2 separate regions of the Mus musculus genome follow, and region 2 is linked to region 1. A link is a loop called in an ENCODE intact Hi-C map of the cell type or tissue named here. Cell type or tissue: left cerebral cortex. All regions are shown on one strand. Links, peaks and the distances in the headings refer to the core of each region. The heading gives the core; the rest is flanking DNA. Region 1 holds the start of Epb41l2 (erythrocyte membrane protein band 4.1 like 2). Region 2 overlaps Epb41l2 (erythrocyte membrane protein band 4.1 like 2).

Region 1 (15,146 bases), core at 6,153-8,652:
CGCATGCCTTGAATCCCAGCATTTGGGAGGCAGAGGCAGGCAGATTTCTGAGTTCGAGGCCAACCTGGTCTACAGAGTGAGTTCCAGGACAGCTTGGGCTACACAGAGAGACCCTGTCTCAAAATTAAAAAAAAAAAAAAATCACAAAACAACACTGAGGTTTTCCCAGGGTGGCCCACGTAAATCAGGGCTGGTAGCTCCTGAAGCCCTGTGTCCTCAACACTTGAAAGGTGGAAGCAGGAGGAAGAGAGACTCAAGTTCATGTCAGGCTGCATGGTGGTCCTGGGATGCAGGAGACCTTGTCTCAGGAAAAGTTGTTTTTGAAAATGTAGAAGATACAGAAAATAAGACTTAACCCCATATCAAGCTGCTGCCTCAAAGGGTGAACTTTGGTTGCTCCGGTCTTTGACTATGACATCTGGTAATGATCAAAATGACCAAATAACCAGATAATTAGCTCACTGTGTCCAGAGATACAAGAGGTTGTCAGCCCTGTTTTGTGAGCATTCCTGTATGGTATACACACTGTCTTCTCTATCCTTTGTAAGTCATGTGACCCCTGTTCTTTCTCGGCATTTGAAGGTAAATCAGCACTGCTGGTCTCCACCTCCTCTCTTTTCTCACGAACTCTGCACTTCCTAAGACCACATGACAAACTGTTTTACAGACTGCTTTACAGTCTGAACTGATGGGCTGGTGCAAAGGATGAAATGAAAAGCATCACTTTAAAAAGCTAAACAACAGATAAATCAGGCTCAGTCGTGGGCTAAGGAAGTCTAAAAGTAAGCTTTAGAGGATGAGCAAATTGTTGAACAGTAAATGAGGAAGTCTAGAACCAAACCAGAAAAGGAACCATTCAACACCATGTCTGAGGGCTTACTGCACAGGGGACGCTGATCAACCATGACCCTGATAGTGACTCACAAGTGACACTTCACAGAGGGAGAGGCCCAATAGGAAGGAAAGCCCTACTGTAAGCAACATTCGCTGTAAGGTCACACAGCCTCATCTATCGTCAGTTCAACCACTGTTTAATAAAGGAATCAATCCAATAGTTGGTTCACACGATACAAATGAAGCAGTCTAGAGAAGAGTTTCTTAGCCTGTGGGTAGAGATTCCCAGAGCCTGCACATCAGATATTTACAGTCCGATTCATAACAGTAGCAAAGTTATAGATATGAAGTAGCAACAAAATAATTTAATGGTTGGGGTCACCTCAACATGTGGGTCACAGCATTAGGAAGGCTAAGAACCACTGCTCTAAAGGTAACATGAAAAGGAAATAGGGAAACTGAGTCAAAAGAGTTATCATAAAAAAATAACGCAAGCTCTGTCGGGCTGATGGTCCTCCCAGTAGAGGCAAATGGAACCAGTATTAATCACTGTCCTCCAAGTTTCCCACCCAAAATAAAAGCATTTATATTAGACTTCTGGTCTCATAATACTGGCAGATCCTTTAAAATTAAACACTACACTGGGGGAATATACGCCTGCAGGTTTATTTCACATATAATACAAGGTACTGGATCTATAAAGGTTAGGTTTTAGTGTGTTGTTTGCCAGAGCTTAAACAACCAGTAAAACACCCACTTACTAAGAGCCTTATTTCAACAACTACTTCAACTACAGAGAAGAGAACTTGAGAGACAACACAGGGCCCTTCAGACTCAGGACCCGTTACCTCTAGCAACACCACAAAAAGACTACATTCTTCCCGTCTTGTTGAAACCAGGTCCCAAGAGAACCACCATATACAGGGCACGTCCTGCATTATTTTTTAAAAATAGGCGAGAACAGGGGTCACAGAACAGAATGAAAATTCTAAAGATACTGTACTAAAAATAGTTTTTAAAAGGCATTCAAAGTATAAAAAATCCCAGCCCCATATCAGACTCTGCTTCCACACAGATAACTGGTTCCTGACAACTGCAGAAAATGTGCTTACCACAAGCAACACACTAGCTCTTTTCATAACCGAGCAAACAACTCTCACAGATGCCAGGCACTACGTGAAGCATTCTATAAACACTGGCTCATTTAATTCTCGTATCATTCTATGAAATAGGTACGATTTTCACTCATGCACACTCACACACACACACACACACACACACACCATTAAAGAAATGGCTTTGTAAAATATTTTGCCCAAAGTCCCTGGCAAAATGTCAGCCTAGCCAACAGCACCCAGCATGGACATGTTAGTGGCCTTCTCTAATTACAGTTCTACTTCAAGAAACTTCTGAGGAAACAAAAGCAGGCATTAAACTCACAGGTAACAATACAAGTGGATAAGATTGAATATCAGAACTCGGTTTCATCTTGACAACAGCATAGAGGGATCGGACTGGAGAATCCAATGGAAAGGAAGTAAGTACAGCGGGCAGAGGGGAAAAAAACAACAGTGACAAAGTACAACCTTACAACAAAAGGAGAGATAAGGAAATAGTGTCTCTGCAGACTCTGACTTCCTCATCGCCAACATTTAAGGTTAGGTCTGGGATGCAACTCAGCTATAGAGTGTGCGCTCTGGGTCAGACCCCAGCACCACATAAACTGGATGCTCAAGGTCCTCCTTGGCCACACACCACATTCAAGGTCAGCCTCCTCGTCTACACGAAAGCTTGTTTCATACAACAGTAATTATTACTTAAAAATAACTGCTGAATTAGATCAGCAATTTGAAGCCTCTTCTCATCACCCAAATATTCTCATATTCCTATTTTGTCTTTCTCTATGTCCCCCTTACCTCTCAACCTCTTCCCTGCACTCACTCAAACACAAACAGAAGCGCTCTTCTTACCACAGTCCAAGGCACACCCCAAGCAACACATTCTCACTAAGCTCTCGAGCCTCACATCAAGAGTATAAATTAAATTGTCTAAGCACTTCTGACCAAGTCCCCCAAGAGTGGAGGGTGTGTGTGTGTGTGTGTGTGTGTGTGTGTGTGTGTGTCTATTCTTAAAAAGTAGCCTCTTTGGATAATGGGGGATGGAGGGCAAAGAACAGTAGCAAATATAACTCACATCTGCATACCTTCACACTGCTGAGATGTAGGCACACACACTGTGGAACAATGGGTGAACTAGACACTGCTGTAAAACCCTGATGGAGTCAGCTGCAAAGCTCATCCAGAGACCTGGACACCCAACATGCCTGGATGGTAGATGAACCTACGTGCCATTTTTTAGTTCATCTTAAAGGGTGCTAAATGAAAAAAAAATGTTAAAATGTAAAAAAAAAAAATCAGTTATCTGAACGAAGCATACTTAACGTCACTAAGCATGTAAAATTAACTCAAGGCCCATTTGAGAGGGAAACCCAGAAGAAGTATGAAGGCACTGAGAGTCTATAAAGATCTGACTTGGGATTTGAGATGAAAACTCAAATAAAAAGTTTTCTTTTTTGTTAAAAAAAGAAAACTCAGAAAACCTCTCATTTTTTACAAAAATTCTAGTTATAATAAATGCTATTCAAACCAGGAAAACCATGTACAGATGATTTACAATCGTAAACATGAAAAACGCCCATCTAAGCCCCTACACCCATCCCAGACCCAATGATAAGAACAAGGGGGAACTGTGTCCAGCGCTGTTTCAAAAGTCAGTCCTCTTTATTATTTACATGATGTTTCTACATGAGCTACAACCAACCTCTATAAAGTTGTCTCAAGTTTTCAAAGCACACAACTGGAATCCTAGCAACTAGAAACTAGAGGACCAGAAGTTCAAAGCCAACCTCAGCTACACAGAAGGATATGCACCATTCTAAACTATATGAAACTCTGGGCTTTGTTGTTGTTTTGGTTTTTTGGAATTTTATTTGGTTAGCTGGTTGGGGGTTTTATTTTTGTTTTGTTTTGTTGTTGTTGTTGTTTATTGTTTGCTTTGTTTTGTTTTGAAGACAAGACCTTTCTACATAGCCCTGATTGTCCCGAAATTCACAACATAGACCAAGCTGACCTTGAACTCACAGTAATCTGCTGGCCCCTGCTTCCCAAGTGCTGGAATTAAAGGAATTAAAAATATACTCAAGAAGGTTGGAAAGACTGCTCGGCAGTTAAAGAGCACTTGCTGATCTTGCAGAGAATCCAGATTTGATTTCCATTACCTACAGAGCTTACAACTGCCCGTAACTCCAGTTCCAACAGAAGCAGCACCCTCGTTTGGTCTGTGTGGACATCAGGCACCCACATGGTACACATACATACGTGCAGGCAACATAATCACACACATAAAAAGTCAACCTTTAAAAATATACAAAAAAGGTTCCGTGAATTAATTTTCTACTACTGATTCACCATCTATCAGATATACTGTAAATATGTGGTGTGTATGTGTATTCCCTTCTATCTCATACAAAATACATGTACTTTGTAAAAAAAAACTACCCTCAAAAAGTTATAACTATTAATTTTTTCAAGATTTATTAGATAGTTTTCCTATTTCATTTCTAGCTTACTTGTGACCTCTCAGCAACTACACTACTAATAGGTGCTATAGTGGCCATGTCCGTTAGTTAATGATACACAGCAGTCATTCAATCTTAGATTTTAGTTTGGGACACTGCCCAGAGAGACAAATGATAGAAATCTTATGAATATTAAGTTACTGCTAAAACATAGTACTCCCCAAGGATGCTCTGTCTACAATCTGTGAAGGAATCATACAAGCCCCTATTTATTCAGGTCTTCCAAAGAAGCTAGAGATGTTTGTGTGGGAAGGGGAAAGGAACAGAGCTAAGAGTAGATTTGCTGACTCTTAAAAGTTCAGCCCTGAGATTCCAAGATTCTATAAAAGAGCAGTGAATTAGGGTTTGGCTAGTATTTGCTGACTATGGAAGCCAGAATAAACATTGACTTGAGGCTTTTAAATCTGTGAGAGTACCCAGTGGTTAGATACAGCAACTCTAATCTGGAGAGAAAACAAAACAAAACAAAAAACAAACAAGCAAAAGCAAATGTTTCTAAATAAAGGTGGGGCGGAGGGAAGAGGCACATTTCCTCTGTCTCCTCCAATAAACACTTCAGAGAAGCAACGTGCCCGTGCCGTGCGCTCGGTGAGAACGAGCTCCACAAACTTCTGCTGCCTTATTGAAAAAAGAAAAAAATCAACTAGCAATTCATATTTTTCAAGAATGTTTACCCACAGCTATCTCAGTCCAAGGAAAGAAAAAGCCCTTGCTTTACTGTGGAAAGGAAACAAAAATCAAACCTCCCACTATGTAAAATATGAGCCCCGCATTCCTAAATAATATGGCAAAGATACAGCCTCTGCAGGTCACCGGCCACAGCATTACAGGGTGACGATTCAGAGCACAACTAAATGCTAAGGGGAACTACACAGAACTGCTAGTTATGGAGAAAATTTACCAATAACTATTTTAGTTGAGGGCTGCCTTCTCGTCGTGACTATTTTTAGTTGAAAGTATGTGGTTGGGTAAGCCCATGTGGATATGGTTCTGATTTTTTTAATGTCTATTTTTTACATTCTGGTCACTGGCTAGGTTTTCTAAACTCGATTCTTTAGAACTGGTAATTTGAAAGAAGTAAACCCCAAGAACATTACATTAAAAAGCAGAAGATGCCAGGCTCACCAACTCAGGTCAGCTGAGTCCTCACAAACCTAAACACGGTCCCTCTCGCCCAGACTCACACGTTACATGAAATGCACACAAACAAAATGTCCTAAAGCCGTGTCTCCAGGTATAGCAAACTTCCGAGGTCCCTTATTTTTCTGTCTGCAGTTATTTTGGGGTGGGGGTGGGCATCCGTTCCTGGAAAGCTCCAAATGGGCTTCTTTCTAATTGGACCTAAGAATTCGGATTTTAAAGATCCATAATCAGTTACCGTAAAACATCCCACAGCAGCTTACATTTCTTACACAGAAACGTATCACTGAAAATCTATTGCACGGCGTTAAATAACAGCTGAGCTTTGGATTCCTTTTAACAGTCTCCCTCTCATTAGACTTCAAGAGAGCTGATGGCTCAATCCAGCCACACTTTTTTTTTTTCTTGCACACAGTGTCCTACTTCTACTAGAGGTAAATGAGTGAAGAACTGTTAGGACTAGATCCTTCTTACAGGGGATTGTTTTAAAGGAGAGGGGACCGTCCTCTCCTGTTAATGAGCAGCCTCTTGTTCTCAATAGGCAGTTTGCAAGCAAGACCACTGCTGACTTCAATGGGAATTCTGCCTCAGAAGTGGAGAACACAGAATAGGATTAAACTGGGCAAACTTCACACCACTACTTCAACTCCTCCAGCTCTCCAAAGGGTACAAAGACCTCTGAGGTTTGATGGTGGCTCTCAAACCAAATTATTGAAATGATCGCCCTAGCCCTAACAGGTGACATAGCCTTTCTCTCTCTCAAAGTTATGTCAAACTAGCAACCTGAGGGGGCTGCTGGTGCCTACCAAGATCCAGGATAACATTGCAAGGCAGCCCACCAGGGGCTGCAAGACAAACCAGATTTCTCACAGCAGGAGCCTGCAAACAAACTGAATAGCACAGGAAAACCTGTACAAGCACTGCAACTTCTAAACTTCATCTCCCACAGCCAAGAAACGGATCGAGTTTTCCTCAAATCCACGGGAATGTCTGACAGGGTAGACTAAAATGTTGCTAATGCAGCGTGATAAGGCAATGAAGAATACAGAGATAATGAACTCCCAGAAAGAAAGAAAGAAAGAAAGAAAGAAAGAAAGAAAGAAAGAAAGAAAGAAAGAAAGAAAGAGAGAGAGAGAGAGAGAGAGAGAGAGAAGAAAAGAAAAGAAAAGAAGAAAGACAGACAGGAAGGACTGAAGAAAAATGAGTGGAGAAAACTGAGACCGTTTTTGTTTTGTTTTGTAGCTAATCACAGAAACAAGAACATACTGCCCTGCACACCCCACATTTCACATGCAACAAAGTTCAAGAAACAGAGAGAATCTTGATTCCCAAAGGAGGAAATGTAAGTACAACTCCCCTAGATGCCACCGTGCCTACCACTCTCCCAGGAACCTTAAAAATCAGGGACAGCTGTTCAGGTGACAGATTTTCTGAAGGGCTTCCTCATTTTGTAAGGAAGCTCCACGGAGACCACTCCCCAAAATAAGACACCGGGGGAAGAGGGCGCTCTTCTAACTTCACCCCAAATAAATAAATAAAACTTGGCCCCGCCTGAGGCTGGCGTCTGGGGACATTTAATGACTAACGTCCACCGCAGACGTCTGGGGTTGAGGATGGGGGATCCCGAGATGCCAACCTCAACGCCACCGACTCGGTTATTTCCTCCTCGTAGCCCCTGACCTGCAGCTCACCTAAACTGCTCCCACCCCTCAGCTGCCAGCGCCGAGAAAAAGAAGCCATCGGGGGCGGATGGCCTGGTGTCCGAGCTGGAAGGCTCGCCGCAGAAAACGTGCGAGGGTGTCTGTCCTCAGCTCCAGACCGCACAGTGGGCGGCGGGGACAGAGGGTCGCCCGCGTTGGCCCGACCTGCGGCGCGCGTGGGGCTGGGTGGCTGGCGGGGCGCGCTCCCTCCCCGACTCCCGCAGAGCCCACGCGCGCCGCGGGCCCGCGTCTGGCGACCCTCGGGAGAGAGGGCGCGGCGAGCCCCCGGCACCCAGGATGGAGCCGCACGCCTCGGCAGGGCCGGGGCGCGAGAGCCCGGGGACGCCGCCGCGGTCCCCGCCCGGGAAGGAGAGAGACGGGCCCGCGGCCGCCCCCTCCCCCGCCCGGGATGGCCGTCCGGGCTTCCTGCCGGGGTCCGCTTCCCGCCTGCAGCGTGTCAGGACCCCGCCCGCCACTCCGCAGCCCGCTCGCCTCCTTACCCGGACACCGCCCCTCTCGAGCTTGCTCGCCCCGGGAACGCGTCCCGTTCCAGCCTCGGACGCCGCCGGCCCTCCGCACCCGCCGCCTCCACCCTCCTCTGGGTTTCAAATTGAAATTCCCTGACTGGGGCCGTCAGAGAACTCTCCGCGCAAGCCCCGCCCCCTCCTGGCGGAAGCCCCGCCCTCGTCCCCCGCCCGGCACGCCCCGGGCGCGGAAACCCCCGCGGGCAGGCCACGCCCCACGGCCAAAGCCACGCCCCCGGCGCCTGCTGGCGTGGGAGGGGGGCCTTCCCGAGGGGTTCGCGCGGCTCTCGGGCCCAGTGCCCCGCCGCAGGGGTGCGTTTCGCCCTCGGAGCGACCCTGGAGATAATGACAGCCAGTGCACGTGTGCGAGGCGTTCTTTCTGAGTATCTTGGCCTTAAATGCCCTCTCAACTTCGAAAAGTTCTTTCTTCGGAGTGCTTTCACTAACCAAACCTTCACTGGATGCCTTTTTCGTGGTAGACGGTAGAGCAGGTCCAGGAAACCGAATAAGGAAAGCCGGGTCCCCCCTCAGTCTGCAGTGAAAGAAGTGCTTTCACAGGATAGGCTTGAAAAGAATCCATTTATTCTTCCTGTGGGAGAGGCAGGAGAGATTGGGTAAACCCTGTGGAGGAGAGGCGCTTTGATGCTCAGCCTTACTAGTCAGGATATCTCCCGGCAGAGAATTGAGAACCTAGCTTGCAAAGTATAATGGGGATAAGGCAGTGACAAAAAATTAAAATAAAAAAATACACACACGTGATATGTATATATTATATATATGAATGATATAGATAGATAGATAGATAGTGGTAAGTTTTACACATTAGTACAATTAGACCTCAATCTCTTCTACTTATTTCATCTTTTCTGAGCATTGCATGTCAAGCTGTCAGAGTGGCAGCCCACTGCCTCCAGCATCTTCAACCCCACCCTGTGTTCTTCTAGTCATTTGCTTCCTCCCACCTCTAATAAAATCTTTAATGATTCACCTCTGCCAATTTCCTTCCTAAACATTGTAAAATTAGCAAGATCAAATTAACCATCAGTAGCAATGCCTTGCGTGTGGATACTTCCCAGGTAATGGCACACATGCAGGTGTTTTATCAGCTGGTTCCTCGCTATGAAAAGGGTACCTACATCAAAAAGAAAAGAGTTGGGGAAATAAATTACTTGCTAGAATCATCCTTGTAAATAATAAAATTATTGCTATAATAGCATTTGTTGTGTGTCAGGAACTTGAGTTGACTTAGTTGACTTCAGTCCCAGACGCTAAGAACACAAGGAGAGTTTGATAAGCTGTTTAATGAATACTGGAATCCTGATTACATACATTTCTAGCATAAAGAAGGCTTGGAATAATTGGTGTTGCTTTTCTGTTGCTATGAGGAAATGCCTGAAACAGATAACTTTGAAGAGATTTCCTCATGGCGCCATAGGCTTCTGTCCTTGGTCACCCAGTCCTTTACTTTGAATGGGTGGCAAGGTATCACGGCAGGGACCACATTGAGCAAACTACCTCATGGAATCTGAGAAGCAAGAATTGAGAGACTGAGGTCCTAATATACCTTCCACTGACATATACCCAGTGACCTAACCTCCTCCAACTAGGTCTCACATGCAAAAGTTCCCACCTCCCCACAGTATCATTAACTGGGGACCAAGCCTTTCAACCCAAGACCTTCAGGGAAATAATTAAGACCTGGTCCACAGAGGCAGCTCCCATAAACCAAACTTCAAGATCCAGTACTTTCCAAGACATTGAAATTAAATATCTGTAATTTGGATTCCATACTAAGAATAAGACATATTTCATTTTTGTTTGAGACAGATGTTCACCATGTTGATCATGTACTGGCTGGTTTGGTGTGTCAACTTGACTCAAGCTGGAATTACCACAGAGAAAGGAGCCTCCCTCGAGGAAATGCCTCCATGAGACCCAGCTGTAAGGCATTTTTTCAATTAGTGATCAAGGGGGAGGGCTTATTGTGGGTGGCGTCATCCCTGGGCTGGTAGTCCTGGGTTCTATAAGAAGGCAGGCTGAGCAAGCCAATAACATCCCTCCATGGCCTCTGCATCAGCTCCTGCTTCCTGACCTGCTTGAGTTCCAGTCTTGACTTCCTTGGTGATGAACAGCAGTATGGAAGTGTAAACTGAATAAACCCTTTCCTCCCCAACTTGCTTCTTGGTCATTATGCTTGTGCAGGAATAGAAACCCTGACTAAGACAACCACACTTGCCTAGAGTTCCTGGGCTCAAGTGATATTCCTACCACATGTAGCTAAGACTACAGTGCAGGTTCATACCACAGTGTTGAACCTGAGTTCAATACGTAAGTTTGGGGCCCATAAAACCTTGATCCACATAGTCCCAAAGGTGGCTTGATGAGGACCTGAAATCAGAAGCCAACATCCAGGTAGCAGCCAGGTATAGTACTGCAGGTGCTTATAACCCTAGCACTTTGGGGTCAACATTAAGGGATGAGTGAAGCTTGCAGACAAGTAGCCTAGGCCAAAACACAAAAGGACTAAGTTCAGAGGGAAAGCCTGCCTCAAAAGGAAGAAGACCAAAGATGATAGGACAATTGACACTCTTCTTGGGGTTTCAAATACAGATGAATGATTTTTAAAATACCAATGCAAACTTGTAAAATGAACATATGTATAAATAATAGAATATAATGTTATTATAAAAAAGATTCTTATATAGTATTCTCTGCTGCACACTGTGAGTCATTTCTACATGCTTTGTTGTTGTTGTTGTTGTTGTTGTTCAGGAAGAGATGCTGAGACAAGGTATCAAGCTCTTACGTAGCTTTTCTTGATGGTTTTATGTCAACTTGACAAGAGCTAGGGTCATTTTAGGAAAGGGGATCTCAATTGAGAAAATGCCTCCATCAGATTAGCCTGTTTGCAAGCCTGTGGTGCATTTTCTTGATTGATGACTGATATGGGAGGGCCCTGGTCATGTGCAGGGTCATCCCTGGGCTTGTGGTCCTGAGTGCTATAAGAAAACAGGCCATAGCCTGAAGGTGGCATGTATCTTTAATGTCAGCACTCTGGAGGCAGAGACAGGCAGAGCTCTCTAGGTCTATATACAGGACATCCAGGGCTGTGCAGAGAAACCCTGTCTCAGAGAGAGAGAGAGAGAGAGAGAGAGAGAGAGAGAGAGAGAGGAGGGGAGGGGAGGGGAGAAGAGAAGAGGGAAAGGGAAAGGGAAAGGAAAAGAGAAGGAAAAGAGAAGGAAAAGAGAAGGAAAAGAGAAGGAAAAGAGAAGGAAAAAGGAATTCAGGTTTTTACCCTGACTTCCTTCATTGATAGACTCTGATGTGAAAGCATAAACAGAAAAATTATTTCCTCTCTGTTTTTCTTTTGCTCTTGGTATGCTTTATCATAGCCATAGAAAGCTAAGTGGAGACAGGAGCTGATGCTGGCCGTGGAGTCTGCTTGTAGCAAAGGTTGGCTCCATTTTTTACAAGTCAGAGGAAGTACAGGCATGTGCCGTTGTACCCAGCCCTGTGTCACTTTTAAAGGATATTAATAAGATAATTATATCCATAAGTGCTTCTATGTGGGAGCCAAAAAGATTTGACTTGAAGAAATGATTTAATGTTATTAAAAAGCTATTACCTTTGTGTGTGTATGTGTGAGGGGGGAGGGGGGAGAGGCCAAGATGCTGGCTTTGGGAATTTCAATATCCATAAATAATCTTTGATCAAAACCACACCTCATTCCCTCCCTCAAACTCCTCCCCTAATCTCCCACCATGGCTTTTCTCTCTCAAAACCATGGCCTCTGTGGGAACAGGGAACAGGAAATAGGGGGTAAATGGAGGCAGAGTCCACAACTGTGCCCAGGATTCAGACTCCGAAGACCAGCATCAGAGTTCAGATCTAACTTTATTGTTTATTACATAAGCTAATATACAGCTTTCTAGCCAATTAGGCTATGTTTATATAGGCAAGGGCAAATCGGGGGCACAACAGATGTTTAACAGAAATCTGACTCGCCTGCCCAAAAGCCAGAGAAACAGCCACCGCCCTGGCCTAGGATCTATGTATCGTCTCACTGGCTTGCAGGGAACCATGTCAGATCCTTCACTGTGGACAATGGATCAGGACTATTCAAAGAGTCGCAGAAGCTTGTGGTGCCTCTCTCTCCATCCTATTTCTTCCGCTGCATTCCCCACAGCCTCTCTCCTTTCAAAGAAAAATGTTTCCTATTTTTAATTGTATGTGTATGGCTGTTCTGCCTGCGTGGATGCCTGGGTAGCATGTGCATGCAGTGCCCACAGGGGTCAGGAAGAGGTAGCAAATCCACAAGGAGGGGAGTTACAAGTAGTTGTAAGCTGCCGATAGCTACCGGGAATTGAACCCAGGTCTTCTGGAAGCAGCAGCCAATACTTTTAACCACCAGTCATCTATCTCGCTAGCCTTGTGGACTGTCTTTTTCATCTTCTTAAAGCTCCTGAGTGCACTTAGTCCTGCCACGGTTTACACTCGGACTAAGGGCCACTTACTAAGCAATAGGGCTGAGCTTCCAGACTGGTACCAGTTTGATTTCTCTGTGTCCTATGAAGCAGTGGAGTCTTAGCATCAAATTCTGAAGGGTAATTAATTGTCCTAGTTAGTTTTTATCAGTATAGCCCAGGAACCTAAGAAGAGGGAACCTTAATTAAAGAACTGCCCAGATCACCGTGTCCTATGACCACATCTGTATTGACTCAGCCCAGTGGAGTACAGCCTTAGGCAAGTGGTCCTGAGCCAGTTGATCATGAATCAGAGAGCTATCTAGTAAGCAGGATTCCTCCATGGTCTCTACTACAATTCTTGCTTCTAAGTTCCTAACCTAGTTCCTGTCCTGACTTCTCTCAGTGATTACATGGAAGTACAATCTGAAAAAAAGAAAAGAAAAATTCTTTTCTCATGCTACTTTTGGTCACAGCGTTTGTTACAGCAACAGGACAGTAAACTAAAACAGTAATGAAGAGCTATGGTAATAGAGTGCAGTGTTTGAGAGTCTATGGGACGGCACTGACAACTCAGAGGTGACAGAGAGGTGGCACAGTGCCTTTTGTTTAATAGTCAGTTGTGCTTGGGAGAAATGTTGCCCCACATATTATAGGATGTAGGCATACATTTTTTGCAACCTACTTTTAATGAACATTTAATCTCTCCTCTGGCCCACCACACAGAAGAGGTAATAAGAAAGTTATTAGGATATGGAGGAAGTGGACCTGTTCTTCTTTAGGGCAAGCTTGATCTTCTTTGGCAGCAGTTCAGTCCCATAACAAACACCAAATTCGACTCGGCAGCTGCAGACCAGCCAGCCCTCTTGGCAGGCAGACACCACACATGAACCAGCAGCTGTCGTTCAATCCTAAAGACACTGCCAGTCTGCAACCTCAGGAGCAGATCAATGTCTAGTGGAGATCAATAACACTACATAAGGCAAACCAATATACACATGCCGTTAATCGAGGCACGGTGAGGCAGAGAAAACTAAACCAAGGCTCAGTGCTCTTCTCCCTTTGTCTGTGGGGTCATATTTATACTCCTTCATCACGGGTCTTTGCATGTGTTTGGTATATCATCCTTTCACCTGTGTTTATTTCAGGAAAATATTCTTTCCTGTGTCTTTTCCTGCAAACTTCATTTTATTTTCCTTAACAGGTGAGTAGTGTTCCATTACGTAAATTTTCACCCTTTCTTCGTTAGTTTTCCGACATCTAGGCTGTTTTCATTCCCTGGCTATTCTGAGTAGAGCAATACTGAGCCTGGAGTAACAAGCTGGAGTCCTTGGGAATCTGCCCAGGACCAGCATAGCCTGGCACATGGTAGATCTGCATTTCTGAATAAGCCCAACTGATTCCCACACTTTGTACTCCTATCAATGGTGACTAAGTGTCCCCTTTCCCCCACATCCAGGGCAGAATTTGTTGTCATTTGTGTGGTTTTGTTTGGTTGTAGAACACAATTTTAATATGTTTAACTGTTGATATTCAATAAACAGATAGCTATTTTAAGATATATTTCATTGTTATGTCTCCCTTTTCATTTCTGATTTTGTTAATTTGGATACTGTCTCTCTGTTGATTTTCTCAAAGAACCAGCTCCTGGTTTTGTTGATTCGTTGTATAGTTCTTTTTGTTTCTATTTGGTTGATTTCAGCCCTGACTTTGATTATTTCCTGCCCTCTACTCCTCTTGGGTGTATTTGCTTCTTTTTGTTCTAGAGCTTTCAGGTGTGCTATCAAGCTGCTAGTGTAAGCTCTATCCAGTTGGTTTTTTGTTTGTTTGTTTGTTTTGTTTTGTTTTGTTTTAAGAGGGACTTAGAGCTACCAGATTTCCTCTTACCACTGATTTCATGGTGTCCCATACGTTTTGGTATGACGTGTCTTCATTTTCATTAAATTCTAAAAATCTAAATTAAATTCCATTTTTTATCTTAACCATTAGGATAAGATAAAAATCTCAAAGTAGTTAATTTGCATTTTCCTTGGGGCTAAGGGTGTCAAAGTTTTTGTAAATAGTTCCTAAGTCATTTAAAAAAACAAAAACAAAAACAAAACGCCTCTCTGTTCAGTTCCATGCAATTAGTTCCAACAAATTATTTGTCTTGCTGAGTTGCTTTTAGTTCTTTGTATGTTCTGGATGTTAACACTTTATGAGACATGTAGCTGACAAAGATTTTTTTCCCACATTCTATAGGCTGCCTCTTTGCTTGGTTGCTGTTGACTTTTACTGTACAGATGTTATTGTTTTGTTTTGCTTTGCTTTAATGTCCTGAGGTCCCACTTATCAATTGTTGGATTTAATCCCTGCACTACTAAGTCCTATCCAGAAAGTCCTTACATGTTTATGTAAGTCAAGGCATAGCCCCTACTTTTCTCCAGTAATAATTTCAGGGTATCAGGTCTTGGACTAAGATCCTAGAACCATTTGGTTCCACCACCACCATATAAGTGCTGGAATTGCAGGCACGAGCAGCCACAACCATCTCATGTGGTGCTGGGGATGGAACCCAGGGCTTTAAACATTTGTACTGGGTTATTTTTTAAGATTACATTCAGAAAGAAGTCTATAGCAACAACTAACATTCAGTTGTTTTCATGTGTGCGTATTTGCTTTATTAACTAGTTAATTATTTTATTGAATGTGTATTGGTGTTTTGCCTGCACATATATCTATGTATCACATGTGTGCCTGGTGCCTATGGAAATCAGGAAAAGGCATCTATGGAGGTCAGGAAAAAACACTGGGTCTCCTGGAACTGGTGTTACAGACACTGTGGGCTGCCATGGGGGGTTAGAAACAT
Region 2 (15,146 bases), core at 5,101-7,600, 55 kb before region 1:
TTATTCCTTCCTTGACCAAGGTATCATTGAGAAGAGTGTTGTTCAGTTTCCATGTGAATGTTGGCTTTCTGTTATTTGTTATTGAAGATCAGCCTTAGTGCATGGTGATCTGATAGGATACATGGGACAATTTCAATATTTTTGAATCTGTTGAGGCCTGATTTGTGACCTATTATGTGGTCAATTTTGGAGAAGGTACCATGAGGTGCTGAGAAGAAGGTATATCCTTTTGTTTTAGGATAAAATGTTCTGTAGATATCTGTCAGATCCATTTGTTTCATCACTTCTGTTAGTTTCAGTGTGTCCCTGTTTAGTTTCTGTTTCCATGATCTGTCCATTGGTGAAAGTGGTGTGTTGAAGTCTCCCACTATTATTGTGTGAGGCGCAATGTGTGCTTTGAGCTTTACTAAAGTTTCTTTAGTGAATGTGGCTGCTCTTGTATTTGGAGCATAGATATTCAGAATTGAGAGTTCCTCTTGGAGGATTTTACCTTTGATGAGAATGAAGTGTCCCTCCTTGTCTTTTTTGATGACTTTGGGTTGGAAGTCAATCTTATCAGATATTAGGATGGCTACTCCTGCTTGTTTCTTCATACCATTTGCTTGGAAAATTGTTTTCCAGCCTTTCATTCTGAGGTAGTGTCTATCTTTTTCTCTGAGATGAGTTTCCTGTAAGCAGCAAAATGTTGGGTCTTGTTTGTGTAGCCAGTTTGTTAGTCTATGTCTTTTTATTGGCGAGTTGAGACCATTGATGTTAAGAGATATTAAGGAAAAGTAATTGTTGCTTCCTGTTATTTTAGTTGTTGAAGGTGGCATTCTGTTCTTGTGGCTGTCTTCTTTTAGGTTTGTTGAGGGATTACCTTCTTGTTTTTTCTAGGGCGTTGTTCCTGTTCTTGTATTGGTTTTTTTCTGTTATTATCCTTTGAAGGGCTGGATTCGTGGAGAGATAATGCGTGAATTTGGTTTTGTCGTGGAATACTTTGGTTTCTCCCTCTATGATAATTGAGAGTTTGGCTGGGTATAGTAGCCTGGGCTGCAGTTTGTGTTCTCTTAGTGTCTGTATAACATCTGTCCAGGCTCTTCTGGCTTTCATAGTCTCTGGTGAAAAATCTGGTGTAATTCTGATAGGCTTGCCTTTATATGTTACTTGACCTTTTTCCCTTACTGCTTTTAGTATTCTATCTTTATTTAGTGCATTTGATGTTCTGATTATTATGTGTCGGGAGGAATTTCTTTTCTGGTCCAGTCTATTTGGAGTTCTGTAAGCTTCTTGTATGTTCATATGCATCTCATTCTTTAGATTTGGGAAGTTTTCTTCAATAATTTTGTTGAAGATGTTTGCTGGACCTTTGAGTTGAAAATCTTCATTCTCATCCACTCCTATTATCCGTACGTTTGGTCTTCTTATTGTGTCCTGGATTTCCTGGATATTTTGAGTTAGGATCTTTTTGCATTTTCCATTTTCTTTGATTGTTGTGCCGATGTTCTCTATGGAATCTTCTGCACCTGAGATTCTCTCTTCCATCTCTTGTATTCTGTTGCTGATGCTCAAATCTATGGTTCCAGATTTCTTTCCTAGGGTTTCTATCTCTAGTGTTGCCTCGCTTTGAGTTTTCTTTATTGTGTCTACTTCCCTTTTTAGGTCTAGTATGGTTTTGTTCATTTCCATCACCTGTTTGTATGTTTTTTCCTCTTTTTCTGTAAGGACTTCTACCTGTTTGATTGTGTTTTCCTGTTTTTCTTTAAGGACTTGTAACTCTTTAGCAGTGTTCTCCTGTATTTCTTTAAGTGATTTATTAAAGTCCTTCTTGATGTCCTCTACCATCATCATGAGATATGCTTTTAAATCTAGGTCTAGGTTCTCAGGTGTGTTGGGGTTCCCTGGACTGGGCGAAGTGGGTGTGCTGGGTTCTGGTGATGGTGAGTGGTCTTGGTTCCTGTTAGTAAGATTCCTCCGTTTACCTTTCGCCATCTGGTAATCTCTGGAGTTAGTAGTTATAGTTGACTCTGTTTAGAGATTGTTCTTCTGGTGATTCTGTTACCGTCTATCAGCAGACCTGGGAGACAGATTCTCTCCTCTGAGTTTCAGTGCTCAGAGCACTCTCTGCTGGCAAGCTCTCTTACAGGGAAGGTGCGCAGATATCTTGTATTTGGACCTCCTCCTGGCCGAAGAAGAAGGCCCAAAACAGGACCTTTCTCAGACACTGTGTTGCTTTGGCAGTTCCCAGGTGGTACAGACTCTCACCTAAGCAGACTAAATTCCTAAGTTCCTTGGAGTCCCGGGACCAAGATGGCGACCGCTGCTGCTGTGGCTTAGGCCGCCTCCCCAGCCGGGTGGGCACCTGTCCTCCGGTCCGGAAGGTGGCCGGCTGTCCCCGGCCCACACAGGGTGCTGCCTCAGCGCCTCTGTGCTTCTGCCTGTTCCAGAAGCTGTCAGGTTCTCTGGCGCACCCTCTCACCTGTTCAGACTAATTTCCTAAGTTCGGCGGGTCTCGGACCAAGATGGCGACCGCTGCTGCTGTGGCTTAGGCCGCCTCCCCAGCCGGGCGGGCACCTGTCCTCCGGTCCGGACGGTGGCTGGCTGTCCCCGGCCCACACAGGGTGCTGCCTCAGCCCCTCTGTGCTTCTGCCTGTTCCAGAAGCTGTCAGGTTCTCTGGCGCACCCTCTCACCTGTTCAGACTAATTTCCTAAGTTCGGCGGGTCTCGGATGGCGACCGCTGCTGCTGTGGCTTAGGCCGCCTCCCCAGCCGGGCGGGCACCTGTCCTCCGGTCCGGACGGTGGCTGGCTGTCCCCGGCCCACAAAGGGTGCTGCCTCAGCGCCTCTGTGCTTCCGCCTGTTCCAGAAGCTGTCAGGTTCTCTACTACACAACTTTCAAACCCTACTATTTAGATAAGCGCAGGTGCAGTTAAGCACGGTGTGAGTGTGTAACTGCAGGAGTTATGGACGAAGAACATAAACTCCTCTGACAATACTCATCCTGAACAACCACCTCCACAACAGAAGGAAATAGGCAACTGTCAAAGGAGGAGCTTGCAATGTTACCTGAAACCCTGAAGGCCAGCCTGTGCCTACACACACAATCATCCCTGAGCTAAACCAAAAAGCTGAGTGACTCTGACCCTGGTCCCACGCCTGCAGACCTGTGCTGGTGCCACTGTTTAAAGTCAACAAAGCGTTTGACTCAGCACGGTGACCCTGCCTGCTTCAGGAGCAACTCTCCCAAATCACAAGCGTCCTCACTTTGATTTCCAAGTCTCTGCAAGCAAGCACTTAACAACTCACTTCATACTACATAAGGCTCAGAGAAATTCAATAACTTCCCTTCGTGGCACGGAATGTAGATCCCATGGTAGCTAACCGTCAGACTTGGGTTTCCACAAGTCGGCTGTGGAATTCTGCTTCAGAATCCTGACCACTGAATGTGGAGTAGAACCTTAGCCTATTTTATGTGAGGCCTTTTAATATTGCACTGTGGTTCTTGCATAAGTCCACACACCTTAAACCCCAACTCTCTAACCAAGCACGGCCCCACCTCCCTACCATTCACATTTGGATACAGACATTTCCACAAACAGGACTGCTCTAATAAATTTTCTCAAAAGCATTTTTAGATATATGCAATACATTATAAAATATGGGGGAAAACAAAGCCACAACCTGAATGAGCATGTATGTGACAAATGTCTACCACACAGAACATGTGAAGGAACATGAAACCAAACTCAAAATCTGGACAAGTGTTGAAAGACATTTCTCACAGTATTTACTAAAGGCCAATCACAACACGAAAAAAGTTTGAGATTACTCATTATAAAATCAAATTCACTTTGTAATAGTTCTTCACACCCACTGGGATAGCTGTTTTAAGAAAAATGAAGATGAAAAGTTATTTGAACAGTGTTAGTGTGTAATCCCAGCACTTGGAAGGTGGACCAGGCGCTAAAGACAAGTCTGGAGTACAAAGCAAAACCATACCTGAAAAATAAAGCGAATATGCACATGCCTGTGTGTGTGCACGAGAACGCACATACATACACACGGTGTTCATGCGGATCTGGGAAACCTAGAGCCTGAATGCTCTGCTGATGGCAATGGGAAATGGCGGTGCAGGCTCAGGGAGGGGGTAGGAGTTCAGGATGTGCAAGGTTTCTTCTATGCAAGAGGAAAGGGTTTCAGGTTCCACAACATCTTTGGCTGTAGTATACAAACAATGTAGAAATCCATGTAAAGAACCCAGGATGGGCAAGGACACACAGTAGAAGCAAGGACCAAATAGAAAGCTGTGCAATAGGCAAAAGCAGAAAAGTAAGGGGCATCCTACTGGACAGATCCTTGCTCAGTTGTGTGCACTGAAGGCTCAGGGCTCACTGAAGAAAATAAGGGAAAAGATTCTAAAAAGGCAGGGGAATGGGAATTTTGCTTTGAGATTGTCTCTCAGGAAGTTATACCCTCCATGTCTCACCAACATGGCAGTCTAAACATAACCTGAGCAGGGACAACACCCACAGATGTGCTAATGTTGAAGCAGGAAAGTTCTTTAAGCCTCAACCCTAAACTCAGATCTACAGGCAACGACAGAACGCTGAGAGTGGGAGACACAGTCTTCCCCAGCGAAGAACACAGCAACTGAGTATCCCACACCAAACAGTTAGCCCTGTAAACATATATAAAAACATTATTTTATGGACTAGGCAGGCTGTGTGTGTGTACATCAGCAATAGAGAAAACCGCTATGAATCTGAAACAGAGAGGAGGTACAAGGGAGGATCTGGAGAGAGGAAAGGGAATGGGGAAATGATATAATCTAAACGTTTTTAAAAATTATAATGAAAAAGAAGACAAGATCTACGCAAGCTTAAGCTTGTTAGTACTGCCTTTGGAGGAGGAACTGAGGTTAGATAAGAAAATAAGGTCTAATCTATAGTTTCTGAAGAACTAGAGAAGGAAGTAATAAAGAAATCTGCTCAGTGTTGCACTGTTCTAATGAACCCGCTCCTTTGTTGTTTAAAACACAGAATTAAAAACACAAGCACGTCCCAATGTTGGACATCAACATTAAAGTCAGCCATGAACAAACTCACCTATGTGAGATCTGTGAAATAGATAAACTCAGCAAATATCCAACTAACAGAATGGTGAGAAGAATGTGGCCAAAGAGATTGGGAACAGGGGTGGGGGGTGACAGAGGGCGGGAGGGGGAGGCATTTAAATAGCTGAGCAGCAGAGCCTTTCACGGAAACCATTATCACAGGAGGAACAGTGGGGATGTGAGGGAATACATTCAACTTTGGATTGGGTATCAATGAAACAGAGACAACCATACGTGGAGGTAAACTGAAATCAGACAATTATTCAATTAACCTGCAAGACAGGAGAAGAGGGGAAAACCGATGAAATAGAAAACAAACGGCAAGACAGTGCCCACCCACATTAAGAACTACATGCAATCATCTAAAGGCACCAATGAAAAGACAGAAAGTGTTATGGTGAACGAGAAGGCAAGAGCCAACTTTATGTTATGTACTGCAAACAAAAGCCAAGGCTTAGCTGGCTCAGGCAAAGCAGAAGCCATGTCCCCAGGTAACGGAGGCTGCCATCCACTGAGCCAGGGAAATCAGTACCAAGATCAGCCTCAAGACCCAGAGTGCCGTGAAGGGGAAGCTGCACAAACAGGTTACTTCAAGGCAAAACTGTCTGATTACATTATGGAGATGGTAGTCCAAAAACTGGACTGAAGCAAATGACAAAAAAACTGTTTCTAAGAACAATACAGTTCAGTTTACCATTTGCCTTCATAGTTATTAGATAAACTCAGCTCTGCTACAAAGGAATGTGCTAGTCCAGTGGTTCTCAACCTGTGGGCTGTGACCCATTTTGGGAGTTGAGCAACCCTTTCACAGGGGTCCCACATCAAATATTTACATCAAGATTTGTAACTGCAGCAAAATTACAGTTATGAAGTAGCAACAAAAATAATGCTGTGGTTGGGAGTCAGCACAGCACGAGGAACTGTAGAGATCCTTCCTGACTGCTCTAGTCCGAAACCTTCTGAGAGCAGCACCGCTGACAGCTACAAGTCTTCACGGGGACAGGAGAGACACAGCTATGGTCCTTCCCCTTCCCATTTCTAGCACTAGACCTGAAAAAAGGAATTCCAGGGCTTCTCCAAATTCATAGGAGCAAAAATGTCAACAACGAAACCTCTGAGGGAGGTGGCACCCTCTGAGGATGGGATAGATATTCCATCAGAACCTGATGGTCTCACTGATCAAGACCTCAGTTCTGTACAGAATTCCTTATCTCAGAAAACACCCAGAGCGGCTTCTTCTTCCTTTCTACTGAGAATTACCAAACACCTGCAAGTAGAAATGAAGGTGCAATTCCCGCAGCAGCCAGACAGGGGTGTCCTAGGCAAGCAAGCGGATGTACAGAGGGCCAGCATGTGAACAGGCCGTCTACCACTGCTTTAGTCCTTTCCCACCTCCTTCATCTACCACATTAGTAACATGGCTCCACTGTGGCTGTCTTCAATGTAGACAGAAAATGTCACGCTAGTCATAGGAAGTCATATCATGCCTGATATGTAATGGGTGAGTAAAAGAACATTTGATGAATTTATAAGCAACGGCATATAATCATGGAGTAAAGGCTACTACTAGCTCCCCATTCTAAAGAAAGCACACCAAGACTCAATGCGTTCCTGCCTCTCCATCCAGGCTAACTGCTGTACACCCTCTTGTATTTCTACCACTGATTACATTGTCATTTCTTAAGTCTTACTACCAGTGTCTTGAGAACTCAGCAGCTCTGTCTTCTTGAGGTTGCATCTCAGCCCACCACATGGAAAGAATGGACATAAAAGTGCTTTGTACTGAACAGCAGCAATTACCAAAGTCAGCTCCTCAAATGGCATCCCAACTTCCCATTGTTTCTCTCCAGGAATTCACTGCTAGAGACTTTACTGATAGACAGCTTGAAGTTGTCTTTAAAGTAAGTAACATAAAAAACAAAGAACTAATGACATTGCAGTAATGCCAAGACTATTGATAAAACTTCAAGGATTATTTTTATATTTACCTAAAATTATACACAAGATTGTGTGTGTGTGTGTGTGTGTTCATGTTCACATGTGTGTGGTTGTATATGTGTACATGTGTGTGTTAAAGGAAATTAAGCTACTTGAACTGATAATGCTCCCGACAGACAAAAAAAAAAAAAAAAAAAAAAAAAAACAAAAAAAAACCAGCATGAGACAACTCCTTTCCAGTGGTTGATCAGGGAAGTCCACAGGACCCCCACAGTATTGTGGATTATGAATATGGTCTTGGTTGCCTCCCAGGGGTTGAGAGTGACACCTATAACTGAAGATCACACACAGTTAGGGTACAAGACTTCAGCTAGATCTGACCTAAATCCTCCTTCTGAAGTCTGACTTCCTTGGCACCTGAAGATAATTCTATGCAGGCTGCCAAGGGAGGAAGCAATTAATAGTTCCTCCCCACTGCCTTCCACTGCCCCTCCACAGCCCTCACGCCCTTCAACTCCAGCCACACACCAACTTCTGCAACAAGAAATGCATCTCCATGCTCCCATGTGCATTAATGCAAACCTTTATCTTAGGTCTACACTGTCCAGTTCTCATGACTACATTTAAAAACAAACAAACGAACAAAAAATACAACATGATCTTCCAGATCCAAGACTGAAAATAGGCACTAAGTGAACAAATGCAGCAATGAATCTACTACTGATTTTTCAGTTACAAAATATGTAGAATGACACTTGGGCCTGAGTGGACCCCAATAGTTGATTGTGAATTGATGGTACATATACAAATAACAAAAGCCATGAAACAGAAATCTAGATGACAAACACCACCAGCTAAATCCACCACTAGCACCACTCTCTCTGCACCCCCTCTTTCTCTGCCCCCTCTCTCTCTGCCATCCACACCCTATGAACCACACAACCAGTGTGCAAAGATTTGCCCTGGAGAAGTAAGGGCTTGTATGTGTGTTCTGAGGTGTACACGTGTACACACACACACACACACACACACAGAGGTAACCTCCCCTTTGCCCTACTTGTATAAACCTTTCCTCCCTCATGGTCAACACTAATCTGATGATTACATATTCAAGAGGTATGGTATGGAAATAACTGGGAACCATACCAGATCTTCCCTAACAATCCTTTCCTATTCTCCTTGGTAATTTCAGTTTGACCAACTAGACTAAACTAAACGGCAAAGTTTTAACTCAATAAGGAATCTGCTTTTTTCGGTTCTGTTTCTATAGAAAGCTAAGCATCCTTGCTCTATCCCAAGTAAGGAAATAAGGAAATTCAGGTTACTTTTCTCTTCCATAGACCATTGGCCCCAGAATCTTTAAGTGCCCTTCAGTGACTAGTGGATCAACTTGGACCCCAAGTTATACAAGAACACCCATAAAAAAGAAATTCTAATTTTGTCACGGAGTTGATTTGAACAGGATCTGCCTATACAATCTTTTATTTACTTTTTAAAGAAACTGATGGAATATCATGACATGGGGCTTGAAATCAGGACAACCTGGCACAGCTGATGCCCAGATAGACACAAACACTGTTAACCCCCATGTCCAAATAACAAGCGTCAGATCACATTTGAACCAGCCCTTGAAAATCTGCAAATCATCTCTCCAGGCCAAGTTAAGGCTATGTGATCTGATCTCTATTTCAATGGTTCCTTAACAGAAAGGACCTGCTCTATGTCTATGATCTCAGAAAACTTCCAGAATGGTAGCCTAGCCCTTTCTGTGCCATAACTGTAATCAATTAACATAGACACCTGTTACCAAATACAAGCTTTCAAATGAAGTTAATGTTTCCAAACACTAACTCTACCTGTAGAACACAGATTTTTTTTTTAATTGCCCTGTTCTGTCAAAGGTAGGTAAGTTTAAAAAGAGAATGCTGCTGTGTTAATACACACATGCATACCTACAAACCAAAGACTAGGAATGTTTAACCAAAATGCGAGCTGCTAATTCCAGAAATATGGGCACTGGGAGATCTTGTTCTATTGTATTTTTCTATTACCAAGTTTTCTGTACATAATATGTGCTGATGCTGTAATAAGAAAAAAGGTAGGGTCATCATGATGGCTTAGCAGGTGAGGGTGCCTGCCACTAAATCTGATGTAGTGATAAACCTGGTAAAAGAGATACAACTCCCACAAGCTATCCTGATATACACAGACATACACACAAATAGATAAAATAAATGTAATAACAATTTATATATAATACACAATCCTTGGAGATACACGGAGTCTTCTCCCTTTGTTTTCCTCCCACTGAGAGTTTTAGAGGCAGTAAAAAGAAGACTAAGGCTCCATCCTTTTACCAAATGGCACTGTTCCGTGTGCAGGAGATTTATCTGAACACAGAGGTGTATTCATGTGTTCTCTGAGCACAGGCACACAAACTGCTGGACTCTAAACGAACAAGGCTTCTGGACACTGTTACGCAGAGGGACTTTCAAAAGTCTCACTCATCTCAGCTGGATTCAAAAGAATGAAAGGAATTTCCTGCATTTTATTCAAGGCAATTTCCCAGAAGATTTTTGCTTCCAATTCTTTTGAATACATGGGTTAAAACCACTTGGCAAATAAATCCAAAGATATTTAAAGAGCAATACATATCAACATGATGAACTGAGAGTCCTTCTCAGGAGTCATTCTGTGAAGTTGGCCGCGGAGTCAGTCATCTGTGGTCACATCCAAGTGCTGAAGAAATCATCTGCTTTGGGACCACCCAAGAACACATAACACACATGTCCAAGGATGGAGAAAGTCTTTGTTTTGTTATCATATGACAAGTGCTATTGTTTAGTTTTCTCTATGTCTCCATTACGATACCAACCACAATGCATGTACGATATAAGAACTTACTTTTCAGAACTGCAAAATGGCATCTGTAGAATGTCTCAAGGGAATAACAAAGGCACTTCTTTAGCCTGACAAAGAGCACTGTTTCCACTAAAAACAGGGCTGTTGACTTTTGGAGGGAAAAACCAGTAAAAATTTACAAAGCAGAACTAAAAATGCAGAATAACAGTCTACTGAGAAAAACTAAAACTACTAGGGCACAAATTTCCCTCATTTCAACATGGAACAGAGTTTAATTTAAAAAAAAAAAAAGAACAAAAAACACTTTTTATCTGCAAATGTGAAACTTACAAAGAAAAACTAACAACAACTTAAAAACAAAAGTTATCAGCAGAAATATTTTTTTCTCATCCACCACAGTGTGTGAGAGTCCGGTGCTGCTGAGGCAGCTACAGCAGCCTCCCAGGACACTTCCTCCCTCAGGACCACTTCATGAGAACCCAGTCAATGCTTCCTTCTACAGCTAAGGACACTAGGTGTCAAGAAGACCAAGTTTTAATTTCCAAATCCTTCACTTACCAGTTAGAACACTGACTTTTCAAGACTATGAACAAGGAGGAACATTTGAGTAGTTTAGAGACAACCCATTTTCAAAATGGCACAAGAGCATCCCTAAAACAGCACTAAAAATGTAGCTAGATTAATGCCTCTGGAAAAGAGAAATCAAGATATACTAACTCAGTCAACCGAGTAATATTTTCAAAATCCTATTAAGAGAGTCCCTTTAGAAATGAATCAGGAGGGCTGGTAGGCCCTTAGTGGTAAAGCACACACCTCCCACACCAAGCACAGGGCTTCTGGGGTGCATCTCCCAACAACAAAAAAGCAAAAGCAAACTAAGAAATGGGTTGGGAAAAAAACCAAGAGTGTCAGAGGTGGGAACCCGAATGAGGAAATGTCTGTACTCATAGTATGGGGAAATAGCACAGCGGGGAGATTCGATCACTCTCCTGTGTGTGCTAGAGATCATCCAGACAGTGCCCCAGACAGTGCCCCCAAAAGCTCTTCCACGGCCTGAGAGAAAAACTTCTATCACAACTATGAATAGACTAACGTACAAAAGTCACCCACAAGTAAACTGTTCTGCCTCTGTTTCATACAACTTACTGGTTAGCCCTACTTCCAGTCTTTCTAGAATATTGCTTCTCACCAGCCTTCCCCAATTCCAGTTCTGATGGAAATATTTGTGTCCAGAAAGCCTCAGTGACTAGTCACAGACAGCAAGTGGAGTTCTTCACCCAGAATGCAGAGGCCTGTAAGATGCTGGCTTGACAATCCTTTCTGACCTCGTTTCTCCCAGGCTGAATGCTATAGTTGAGCAGGTGAAAGCCACTTAGCCCCAAGGCTCACACCCTAGGCAAGACTCAGAGGCAGACAGCAGAGCTGAGCACCAGCCATCACCATCATCACTGAGTGGAGTCCCTGCCACCCATCTTTTACCCCACCCTTCCCCTCCTCTGGGATGCCAACTGTGCCCTCTACCTCTCAGAGCTTCTATGTACAAGTTATGCTTAAAGTTAGATTTTTTTTAAAGTGGGGACAAATGGAGGAAATTCAGTAGACCTCCATATTCAAGTAATTCTGTCAATTATGATCTTATTTTTCTGATATCCACGATAGTCATGTAATGATCCCATAGCTATATTAAATTAACTAGCACTTTCATGGCATGTACATTTTGTCTCATTTTAATAAGAAATTCTGTCATCTCTTAACTGTGCATTAGGACAGATGAGGAATGGCAGGTACAGATGATGGTTTGCAGGTGTAAGGTAAGCACTCTGGAGGTATAGGCAGGGCAATCAAAACCAGCGTAGACTATGGAGAGACCCCCTCTCAAAAAAACAGCAGTTGGGGGAGGAATGAAGGGAGCAGGTGTTAACTCTAAGGAAGGCAAGAGGAAAGAGGCAGTCTCTGAAATGAACCCTCGAATGGACCAGAGTATAGACCCTCTGAGTAACAAAAACAAACAAAACCATCCCAAAACACTTATTTTATAACTATTAAAGAATCTGAGAGACTTTGATGTAAGTACATGAGAGGTCAGCTTTTAAACGTTCTAAGAAAGGCAGAATGCCCCCACCCAAAGGCAACAGAGAGTTGCCATTTGTCCCTCTTTGCATGAAATGCTAGAAGGTAGTGCTGAACTGTGTTTCTGAATAAACTTACCCTCACTCCCTCTCATCTCAGATGAAGCTCATTCCTTTCCTGCATACAGGACAGTGCCTGGTATGGCTACACTACTGTAATACCAGCACTCAGGAAGCTGCAGGCAGGACAGGCCAACCTAAGCTACATAGTAGGACCTTTTAAAATGGATGGATGGCTAGATGGATGGATAAAAGATGGCAGGTACTTTTCCAACTACAGGAGTGCTGAGGCTCTCTCAGTGTGCAGCACTGGTTGTCAGAGCAGGACAGGGAGGTTTGTTCTGCACAAGCGCCTCAGGGAAGGCTGTGTTCCTGGCTGGTGTGGGCCAGCTCCCCAAATATAAAACAGAATCAATCCCTTTGGGCCTACCAATCAGCTGGACATCGGGCTACATCAAGAGAGCAGGTTTTACCTTAGGCCACTCTAGAGATGGAGGAATAAGTAGCTCTTTGTTAGACAATGTATCTTCCTTCCCAGCATCCCCACTCCTGGCTTTCCCAGGGTGCTTAGCGAGCCACAGCCATGCAGCCAGGCAAGCTAGCTGCATCTCCACATCACAGAATGTCAGCCTCACACTCTTCTGCTAGCTCTCTCTGAGTATGTGTTCCTCACAATGGCTTCCTTCTGTCCTTCTCTAAGCTGCCCTCCCTGCCTTGAGCTACTTGTCTGCCATGTAACTGACCTCCATACCATCCTAACTCAAACAGCATGGCTTCCTCTTCTTCATCTTCCGCTCACAGCAGCTGCCAAACTTTAGTTTGCTGACCTGCAGTTTCTCTTTAAGATCCTATTAAAACTGTCCTCAAACTTCATAGTCTGTTCTTCAACTATGGACCCAAAGAAGGGACCCAAATTTCCCTAATAAAAAAATCTTATCAAAGGTAAAAAGGTGCCTCGAAAGTGGGGGTACGCATTCTGGAAAGCAGTTATATCACAACTGAGCCACCATTAGACTCTTCTGGATCCCTCAAATATAACATGCAATGGCCACACAGAGCATTTAGGACATTGCTAAATAAAATACAATTTGTCGTCTAGAAAATCCAGTCAGCCTAACCACCAGAAAACCCAACTGGAACAGTGCCTCGGCCGCTTGCAGCTGGCTCCTCACTGGCTAGATACCTTCTCATGCTGCAACACAACAGAGCCCTTGAAGACCGAGTGCAGATGTGCACTCTGCTCTAGAAGAATAACGCCCTCAAGAACAAATGCTACTCACTCACTACCCATCACGCCATCAATCGCAGCATCCCAGGGAGAGCACAACTCACAGTATCCGTGGTGGAGCCCTAAGAGTGCTGGGAGCCCACACCTGCCGTCGTCTGCCACCACCTTGCTCGCCTGCCAGCCCTGAACAATCCAAGGACGCCTGGATTACGATAAACCCTTAAGCAGCAGTGCTGACACAATTCAGTCCCAGCGCTTAAGTCAGAGGCGGCACAGGCCAGGCCAGGAATAGTGCCACTAACACTAGGACCCAAAGATAAACACAAGCATCTCTAAGAAGCAGTGTTTCCTTCCAGTCACAAAATTAATTCCTGAGGTAGTTTACCTGTTTCTCCAGCCAAACAGAAAATATTCCCAAATGTGAGAGCATACACAACTACTAAGTATGATAAATCAACAAGCAAAAGATAATCAAGAGATGAGATCACTCTGGCAACAGAGTTTAGCACCAAAAACAAAGTTAAAACAAAAACATTACTATTCCCTTTCCTTTTTTAAAGGAAGAAATCGTGCTTGTGTACTGAAGACACATCTCACACATGGGCACGACCATGACGTGCCACAGCTGCTTATGCAATCAGTCATACCTGCTACACATCATGGTCAAGAAGTGGGGTACGGATGCCTCCAACAGCTACTCTAACAAGAAGCAATGTAGGGCTGTCACAGTCAATCAAAAGGAAGACTCTTTACAGTGGGAAAAAACAAAGTTTGGCATAGAGGACATACACATCTACCATCAGCTACATATAGTGAATTAGTAAGCAAAAACTATTCAAGGGAAATGAAAGAACTTAGGTTCATTATAAGAAACACTGAGTGCTGCCACAGGGGAAAAACAATTTTTTAGTTGTTTTCCCTATCATAACTAACCACCTGGCCTGCTGTAGTTGCCCAGGTGCTGCTTGTATCTTGATGTTAACTCTGCTTCCTCAAGAGGGGCTGCCCCAAGGAGGAGCAGATGATGCCCTCAGGTGATCCTTCTCACTGAACCTTCTCCCCATCCTGACTGGTCACATAAAGCTAAGGCAGATGGCTGGGCAGGGCAGGGGGGAGTACAGGAGGTCTCAGAGAGATGGAAGAAGAGAAGATGGTTGGAAGATGGAGCAGAACCACATGGTCTGGAGAAGCCACAAGTAGCAAGGGGTCTCATAGCTGGGAAATAAATTAGTATAGTGATAGATCGTCCCAATCTATATTATTATATATTATACTATAAACATAATAACTGGTTGTGGTTTTTTACATGGGCTTATGGGGGGTAAGAAATTACCACAACATAAACCAATTTGTTATATTTCTCTAATACCTAAGATGTCATCTCTAGAGAACTTTCCATACCCATCCCAATCACTTTTTAAATCTTGTAGGAAATTACATATCAACTTTGCCAAGTGACAACTAGACTTAGACTCACCTCGATATCTGGCTGTCTGTTTTTCCATCTTTCTATTCTTGCTCTCTCCCTACCTACAAATAGATGCAGTGATTCAGCCCTCCTCACTCCCTGCTGATGAAGAGTTTCAAGACTAAGAATCTCCAACCTCCCTCCTCGCTGCAATAGCTCTCAGAGAAGGGCAGCCGTGCTGGCTGAGTCCTTCCTACAGGACCAGTACCAGGGAGGCTAAGACAGGGTGAATGACGGGGTCAGGGTAGCCTGCACCAGTTCCAGGCCACAGATACAGACTCAGAAAATAAAGCAAGAAACTGGGTGCTTCCCCACCTGCTTCTTGGTACTCCTCCACCTCTCACCAACGTTTGTCTCAGCTCATATACAGTCCTGAAGATTTACAACGACTGCAGAGATGTCCGTGAGTTTGAAGCCATAATAAAACTAT

What was found. A loop is a pair of places that touch in the nucleus more often than their neighbours do. Peaks named below come from ENCODE experiments on the same cell type or tissue, not always from the same donor. Only the 100,000 strongest peaks of a DNase experiment are listed, where the experiment ranks them.
Region 2: a loop joins it to region 1, with 2.2 times the contacts of the local background. A loop is called at or near these places in 6 of 42 quality-filtered maps.

What each region holds. Positions count from the first base shown.
Region 1 is chr10:25,352,647-25,367,792 of GRCm38, reverse strand. It overlaps Epb41l2 (erythrocyte membrane protein band 4.1 like 2), which reads right to left and starts at 7,995. Exons shown (of 20, transcript NM_001199265.1): 1 at 7,812-7,995. In left cerebral cortex, for the core only: a CTCF peak has its summit at 7,129; DNase peaks (open chromatin) are centred at 6,981, 7,189, 7,375, 8,016 and 1 more place; H3K4me3 peaks cover 2,423 bases; H3K27ac peaks cover 1,704 bases.
Region 2 is chr10:25,406,649-25,421,794 of GRCm38, reverse strand. All of the region lies in intron 1 of Epb41l2 (erythrocyte membrane protein band 4.1 like 2), which reads right to left. Among named protein-coding and RNA genes, the nearest start is that of Epb41l2, 54 kb to the right of the region's middle. In left cerebral cortex, for the core only: a CTCF peak has its summit at 6,393; a DNase peak (open chromatin) is centred at 6,388.